Regions from separate parts of the Homo sapiens genome. Here region 2 is linked to region 1. The links are chromatin contacts, found by Hi-C or POLR2A ChIA-PET in ENCODE. All regions are on one chromosome and are shown on one strand. The core of a region is the stretch at or near the end of the contact, and the rest is flanking DNA. Distances in the headings are between cores, read along the strand shown. Region 1 overlaps LOC124901138 (a long non-coding RNA gene). Region 2 has its middle 12 kb from the start of LINC01485.

Region 1 (4,237 bases), core at 470-2,969:
CTTCTATTAAGCCAAATGGTTGTCAGAATTAGTTCGGATGAACTGAATATATTTATATGTGAAGGTATTGCTGGAGGGTGTGGGGGCAGAAAACGAATGATCTCTGTGTGCTTGCTCTGCAAACATCCACCGAGGACTGCTGGATACCCTGTCCCTGACCTCCTGGAGGGCACCCTCTGGGAGGCGGCCAGGCACAGAAGCAGACGGTTCAAATGCCCTGGACGTCATGCACAGTGGGGTGAATGCAGGGTGCACTGGGGACACAGAGCAGGGATATCTGCCTTAGCCTGGGCACAGGAACCTGGATCCAAGCCCAGATTGGCTGAAGGGTCGAGTGGCAGCCAAGGATATTCCAGGCAGGGGGAACAGCATCTTCAAAGACAAGGGGGATTTGAGGTTTTGCTGAAGGTGAAGACGTCATGTAGAAAGGATCCAGTTGGAGAGACTGGGGACAGGTACTAGGGAAGTCTGCCACCCAGCCAGCTGGCCTGGACCACTGTAGGCCAGAGGCCACCTTGTTCTCAGCTCCTCTCTGCAACTAGAACAGCCTCTGAGTTCTAGATGAAACGCAAGGTGCTTGCCAAGAATGCGGTAATGCCAAGAACACTCTGCTGAGGTTGCATCTTGAAATAGTAAAAACGAGAGATAGTAAATCACTGCTGTCACACTATGCATTCATTATACCTGCGCTTGCAGAGGTTTAATTTGCTACACTCACTGAAAGTGTGAAAGTGGGCAGACATTAATATTGCTGTCAGCCCCTTTGTAGTATTAAAAATGTTAACAGCTCCCGTTTTAGGGGCCCTCACATTGGCCAGCACATTGCCTTAGTGCTTTATATATGATGCTATCCTATTTAACAGAGGGACAATCTGAGGCTCAGAGAGGTCCAGGAACTTGCTCAGTGTCGTATGTTGAGGAAAGGAAGAAGTCAGGGCCCAAACCCACATCTCCCTGACATCTGCGCCCAGGGTCCTCCCTCTGGGCCCCCTTGCCTTGACATCCTATGATTTAAGGACTTTGTGGATTTCTGAAAACGTTTTCATCTATTGTTATATTTGCCCCTCCAAGGAACCTTCTCATAAGGTAAGGAATCTTGGCTCAGAGAGCTAAACTGTCTTCTCCAAGGTCACACAGCTTTTGAAGGGGCAGACTGGAGACTTGAACCGAGCTCTCACCACTGCAAAGCCAAAGCTGTCTCTTTACCATGGCTCCCAAGTTCACAGCAAAGAAAATGGACAGCTAACATTCCATGCAGCTATGATTTTTTTTTTTGTTCTTTTTTTTTTGAGACAGTCTTGCTCTGTCGCCCAGGCTGGAGTGCAGTGGCGCTATCTCGGCTCACTGCAAGCTCCGCCTCCCGGGGTCACACCGTTCTCCTGCCTCAGCCTCCCGAGTAGCTGGGACTACAGGCGCCCGCCACTACGCCCAGCTAATTTTTTTTGTATTTTTAGTAGAGACGGGGTTTCACCGTTTTAGCCAGGATGGTCTCGATCTCATGACCTCGTGATCTGCCCGCCTCGGCCTCCCAAAGTGCTGGGATTACAGGCATGAGCCACCCGGCCGCAGCTATGATTCTTTAAAAAAAAAAAACCCACACTCGTGTTCTCTTGATCTTTGGCAGGTATTCGTTAAGCAATCAAAAGACAAATACCTAGGAGAGCGGAATGTGCAGGTCACAGCCAGAATGACATCATAAGGAGCAGACTGTGCCAAGTACATTTCATTTCCTCTGACAGGATGGCAGGCTGGGAGATAAAGCCCAAGCCACTGACGTTGTCAGTTCCCTTTGTTCTGAAGGACAAGCTAGATCAGCTCCACAGAAACGACTGAGGACAGAAAAGGAGACAAGTCATGCCACACACCCACAGAGGCACACCCACATAGACCTTCACAGACACACCAACACACACTCACAGGCACAGAGAGACACGCAGACAGGTAGACACACTGAAAGACATATCAAAAGGCACACGTGTATAGAAACACACAAAACACCCACACATCCCCAGAGACACACGTGCAGACTCACAGATACACACACACAAATACACACACACAGTCATGCAAACACACCTGCCTCTCTTCCATGTGTAGTCATGCAAATACACAGACAGGCGCATATACACAGACATTTTACACACTCACAGAAATGGGTGCAGACACACACACACACACAGACACACATACATGCATATATCCACATCACCCCTTGCTGCCTACTCAAACCCCCTCCTCAGTAGTCCCGGAATTATATTCTTCCCACATTGGAGACTTGGGAAAAGGAATACCTCTGGTATTTGTGCATTTTCTTGCCCCTTTCTTGCCTGATGTCTTTATCTCAAAGCTTTGGCAGTCAGCGAGGGAGGAGCTGCCTATACTACTTATTTGTAGTTTTTTGAATGTCTGTCTCCCTTGCCAGCCTGGGAGCCTAGCACAGTGTCTGTCAAGCACGTAGTAGGTGCTCAGCAAATATCTGTGAAATGAATGAATCAAACAAGTCTATATCCTTGGTGTTTAGCACAAGACTTGGCGCAAAATATGTGCTCAACTGAAGTGTGTCAAAAAAAGTAATACATGATTACGTATTATGTATGATTATGAACCACGTTCTGTTATATGCCAGGCACCTCTATGACTTCATTTTATCCTCTCCAGACCAAGAAATAGACACCAATTTCTAGACTAGGAAAATGAGACCCAAGGAAGTTAAATAAGTTACCCAAGTTTCCCAGATTCCTGGGGAAGCCATTCAAAGCCAGGCCTCTGATTGCTAAACTGACACTCAAAACAACAACTGTAGACTCTACGAAGAAATGGATGAATGAATTTTTCCCTGTGTGACACAACTCAGTGATGACCTCCACAGCCGGCTGTGACTTATCCAGGTGTGAGGTAACTCTGGAGAATGAACCGTCACGTTGTCTTCAATCCCAGGGTGACGGCTCAGTCTCCAGCCTCTGTCTGGAACCTTCCATGGGATTGTATTTTGAACATATTACATTACATTTACAGATACATATAGTGGATATCCATAGATCTATATCTATATATAGATATAGATATCCAAAAGCTGCTGATGTTTGCATTTCTGCGTGCTTCCTCTCAGCTTACACACACGCACACGCACAAAGCACATATATATTATATATATGTTTGTGTATTATATTACTATATATCTGAACATTTGTCGTTTGAGGCCCATTCTAGCCCCAGATGTTTTTCTTCTATGTTTGTGTAAACCACACAGCCCCACCCAGAATCTGTCAAATATTTTCATTTCCTTTGCCTTGGTACAATCCGTGGGTTTAAAACTCAACCAACCTGTAGGCCAATTAAGCTACTTTGCATAACAGCTGCTTTTGGCAGTGATGGATGGTGCCTGGTTGAGCATCTTGCGAATCCCGAAAGGCTCCTACCTCTGTATTATCTGCATGCCTGAGACCTGCTCAGATTCCCCTCTTTGGCCCCCTCACCCCCACAGTTTCCCTGAAAAAAGGAGGGCTGTGCAGAGAACCTTTGCCTCTGTCTGGGACAGGCAGAATATGGATAGAGACACAGAGCACAGAGGTCAGACTCTTTCCCCACAAAGGAAAATAAAAATGTCCGGCGGTAGTGGCCTCCTGGTAGGCAGGGGGCCAGGGCAGGCGGTGGTGACTCATCAACACCAGGCGGCCTGACTCAAGGCAGAGCAAGAGAGTGTCTCCGGCTCCTGTAATGAGCTCCACACTTACTCATAGCTTTGCCAGGCTAAGCACGGAGACATCTGAGGGCAAGGGAGGCTCTATTTCTGATAGCTTGACCCCAAAGATGACGTAGGTTGTTGTCTATCACTTTCTTTAAAAAAATCACTCTGTTGTGGCCAGGCACAGTGGCTCACGTGTGTAATCCCAGCACTTTGGGAGGCCGAGGCGGACAGATCACCTGAGGTCAGGAGTTTGAGACCAGCCTGACCAACATGGAGAAACCCCGTCTCTACTAAAAATACAAAAATTAGCCGCGTTTGGTGGTGGGTGCCTGTAATCCCAGCTACTCAGGAGGCTGAGGCAGGAGAATTGCTTGAACCTGGGAGACAGACATTGTGGTAAGCCGAGATCATGCCACTGCACTCCAGCCTGGGCAACAAGAGTGAAAGTCCATCTCCAAAAAAAAAAAATCACTCTGTCGCTTCCCAGTTGCACACTCTATTCACTGGGGAGCCCTGCGTGAACAGAGCAGAGTTTTAAACACTGCTTTA
Region 2 (4,237 bases), core at 478-2,977, 36 kb before region 1:
TTGGATATACAGTCAATCCTTGGTATCCATAGTTTCTGCATTCGTGGATTCAACCAACTGTGGATGTAAAATATTCAGGAAAAAAGTGTGTCTGTACTGAACATGAGCAGACACTTTTCCTTGTGATTATTCCCTAAACAATATAACAACTATTTATACAGAACTTATATTTATTAGGTATTATAACTAATCTAGAGATGATCTAAAGTATACAGGAGAGGTTGGGCATGGTGGCTCACACCTGTAATCCCAGCACTTTGGGATGCCTAGGCGGGCAGATCACCTGAGGTCAGGAGTTCCAGACCAGCAACATGACAAAACCTCATCTCTACTAAAAATACAAAAAAAAAAAAAAAAAAAAATTAGCTTGGCACGGTAGCATGTTCCTGTAATCCCAGCTACTCGGGAGGCTGAGGAACGAGAATTGCTTGAACCTGGGAGGCGAAGGTTGCAGTGAGCCGACATTGCACCACTGCACTCCAGCCTGGGTCACAGAGCAAGACTCCATCTTAAAAAAAAAAAATAGTAAAAAGAGTATACCGGAGAATGTGCCTAGGTTATAAGCAAATACCAAACCATTTTATATCAGGACTTGAGCATCCTTGAATTTTGGTATCTGAAAGAGAGTCTAGAACCAATATCCTACAGATCAATACCAAGGGATGACTATATACTGAAGTCTGGATTTTATTTATTTATTTATTTTGAGACAGGATCTCACTCTGTCACCCAGGCTGCAGTGCAGTGGTGTGATCTTGGCTAACTGCAGCTTCAACCCCCTGGGGCCCAAGTGATCCTGCCACCTCAGCCTCCCAAGTTGCTGGGACTATAGACACATGCCAACATGCTTGGCTAATATTTAATTTTTTGTGGAGATGGGGTCTCCCTATGTTACCCTGGCTGGTCTCAAACTCCTAGGCTCAAGCAATACTCCCTCCTAGCCCTCCCAAAGTGCTGGGATGACAGGTGTGAGCCACTGCACCTGGCCAAGTCTGGATTCTTAATCTGTCCACTATTAACACAACGATAGCCAAGGGAGGGGTGGTCCCACCTAAATAGAGCACCTCTGGCAGGAAACACAGACACCGAACAGGTAACTCCAGGAATTCTGAGTGCTATCCACAAAAATGAAGGTGTAGAGTCACCACAGACAGGAATGCCTACTGTGTGACTTGAAGGAGAAGAGAATGATGAAGAAGATCCAAACACTGCCCGCAAAATTCTCCCAGAGTATTAAATGGTAGCCAACCTCACTAATCAAAGGGACTTACAAGTTTAGATGGGAAGGTCTTATGATCTTAATGTGCCTGGGGCAGATGGAGTAAATATTTTAGATCTAGAATAGTAAAATAATGATGATGATAATGATGATAACTATCCTTTACTGAGAGTTTATCCTGAGCTGGATACAGTGTTAAAAGCTTAAGACGCATTATCCTGTTGAACCCTTACAATGACCTTGCAATGTAAGAACCGTTATTATCCTCCTTTTACAGATGGAGAAACTGAGACTGAGGGAGGTGAGCTCCTTCATTCAAGGCGTGCCGCTGGCATCAGAGTTGGGGTTGAGCCAGCTCTGCTGACCCTCAGGCCAATGCCCTTGGAAACCACCACCCTGCCCACCCTTGGCCCCTGCCCACAGACCCCTGCGCCAGTGTCTCCCATGGCAAGCTGAGTGAATGAGGCTTAGGTCCAAGGGGCAGCATGGGCCACGCCCCATTCCCCAACAGGGCAGAGCCTTTGCCATGCACAGCCACAGTGGATTTCAACACTCTGATTTCCTCATCTTCCTTTCCCAACGTGTGACCTGCTGATCCAACATGTGACCAGGCAGGGGCAAATGGGCTGAGATATGAGAAGGGGACAGGCCTCACCTCTTTCCTGGACTCCCACACTCACCTCCCCACAGCTCCCGTGGATTCCAGTGTCTTCCCTGGCAATCTCTGCTCCACAGCAGCTCGAGGGAGCTTGTATTTTATTTTATTTTTATTTTTATTTTTTTGAGACAGAGTCTCACTCTCTCTCTCAGGCTGGAGTGCAGTGGCGCGATCTCAGCTCACTGCAAGCTCCGCCTCCCGGGTTCAAGCGATTCTCCTGCCTCAGCCTCCCGAGTAGCTAGGATTACAGGCATGAGCCACCATACCCTGCTAATTTTTTAAATTTTAGTAGAGATGGGGTTTTGCCATGTTGGCCAGCCTGCTCTCGAACTCCTGGCCTCAAGTGATCCGCCTGCCTTGGCCTCCCAAAGTGCTGGGATTACAGGCGTGAGCCACCATGCCTGGCCTGAAGGAGCTTTTAAAAGTGTCAGTTTGATTATGTCACCCCGCAGCTACATTTTTTTGTAATTTGTCTGCTGCTTAGAATAAGAGTCACACTCCCTGCTCTGGCCTCGAGGCCCCACATGCAACTGCCTCCCCCCAACCTAGCTCTCCTGCCTGACCTCTCTCCACTCTGCTCCAATGTCCCTTCCCAATGAGGCCTTCCACAGCCATCTCAGGTGCATTCACTCACTCTCCATCTCCACCCAGTTACTCTCTAGCACATAACCTTTTTTTAAAAAAAGTCATTTTTTTAGCTGGGCACGGTGGCTCATGCCTGTAATCCCAGCACTTTGGGAGGCTGAGGCGGGTGGATCACAAGTTCAGGAGTTCGAGCCCAGCCTGGACAACATGGTGAAACCCCCATCTCTACTAAAAATACAAAATTAGCCAGGCATGGTGGCGGGCACCTGTAGTCCCAGCTACTCGGGAGGCTGAGGCAGAAGAATTGCTTGAACCCAGGAGGCAGAGGTTGCAGTGAGCCGAGATCATGCCACTGCACTCCAGCTTAAGCAACAAAGGGAGAACCCATCTCAAAAAAAAAAAAGTCATTTTTTTGGTGGTAAAGCATACATATATAAAATGTATCTTTTTAGCCACTTTTAAGTATATGCTTCAGTGGCAGTAAGTTCATTCCCATTGTTGTGTGACCATCACCACCATTTGTCTCCAGTCGTTTTATTCATGCCAAAGAGAAACTCTATACTCATTGAACAATAATTCTCCGGCCCCTGGTAACTTCTACTCTACTTTCTATCTCTGTGAATTTGACTACTCTGGGAATCTCATATAAGTGGAATTACACGGTTTGTGTCCTTTTGTCACTGGCTTATTTCCCTTAGCATAGTATCCTCAAAGTCCATGCATGTTGTAGCATGTGTCAGAATTTCCTTTCTTATTAAAGGTGAATGTAGATACCCACATTTTGTGCATCCATTCATCTGCTGATGAACAGGAAGGTTGTTTCCAACTTTGGGCTGTTGTGAATAGTGCTGTACGCAGCTGTGAACAAGTGTCGGGTGTTGCACAAGCTTTTGTATTGTGTCTCTAACACACCACTGCTTGAAATGATTTTGCTCATTGCTTTGTTTGCTGACTTGTTTTCTGTCTCCCTCCGGTCATCTCCTTGGATACAGGAGCCTTGCCTGTTTGGCATTCGATTGTCATCACAGGCCCATAACGGTGTCCTGCTTATGCTAGGTGCTCAACAAATATTTCCTTTTTTTTAATCGAGACAGAATCTCACTCTGTTGCCCAGGCTGGAATGCAGTGGTGCGATCTCGGCTCATTGCAACCTCTGTCTCTTGGGTTCAAGTGATTCTCCTGCCGTAGCCTCCTGAATAGCTGGGACTACAGGTGTGCACCACCATGCCCGGCTAAGTTTTGTATTTTTTGTAGCACTGGCATTTTGCCATGTTGACCAGGCTGGTCTTGAACTCCTGACCTCAGGTGATCCGTCCAGCTCGGCCTCCCAAAGTGCTGGGATTATAGGCATGAGCCACTGCACCCGGCCTCAATAAACATTTTTGAATGAAGGATGAATAACACTGCAGATGGCCCAGCCTGTTGGGCACAGGCCTAATCACCACTTCTAAGTGAGTACGTGTCTGAAACACTAAAATGCTCACAGGCATTCACAGGCAGCATTTTAAAAATTTCATTTATTTGTCAAATTTAATATAACATTTCCAAGAGTAACATGTACCCTGTGGTCCATGGAAACGAAAGGTGTGTGTGCAATCAACAAAACCACAGGGACTGAGAGAGCAAGGTTAAATGTAGGAATCCAAGGAGTATTCCACCGATCCGCCAGAGCGTGTCTGTGCTGCTTAAGTCAGATAAGGCGAAGGTTTGGAATGTCCTGAGACAAGGGAGTGGTATTCGCCTCCCTCATAAAAACTCACCACCATGTTTTGGGC

The links. A loop is a pair of places that touch in the nucleus more often than their neighbours do. ChIA-PET counts read pairs that join two places held with the same protein, here RNA polymerase II (POLR2A). Pooled maps may share reads with other maps.
Region 2: a loop to region 1 is called in a map of MCF 10A, with 4 times the contacts of the local background. The contact joins two enhancer-like sites. A Hi-C loop is called at or near these places in 2 of 168 maps with a recorded cell type or tissue (MCF 10A and PC-9) and 1 of 50 pooled maps. POLR2A ChIA-PET finds 5 or more read pairs at or near these places in 5 of 52 experiments (A549, Caco-2, HepG2 and 2 more).

What each region holds. Positions count from the first base shown.
Region 1 is chr5:173,764,058-173,768,294 of GRCh38, reverse strand. The region is part of intron 1 of LOC124901138 (a long non-coding RNA gene); the gene reads left to right. Among named protein-coding and RNA genes, the nearest start is that of LINC01484, 20 kb to the right of the region's middle. Within about 2 kb of position 1,719, at least 22 of the 41 ENCODE cell types and tissues checked have a DNase peak (open chromatin) inside an H3K27ac peak, as active enhancers do.
Region 2 is chr5:173,800,406-173,804,642 of GRCh38, reverse strand. No RefSeq gene overlaps it. Among named protein-coding and RNA genes, the nearest start is that of LINC01485, 12 kb to the right of the region's middle. RefSeq lists an enhancer at 1,603-1,897. Within about 2 kb of position 1,727, at least 3 of the 41 ENCODE cell types and tissues checked have a DNase peak (open chromatin) inside an H3K27ac peak, as active enhancers do.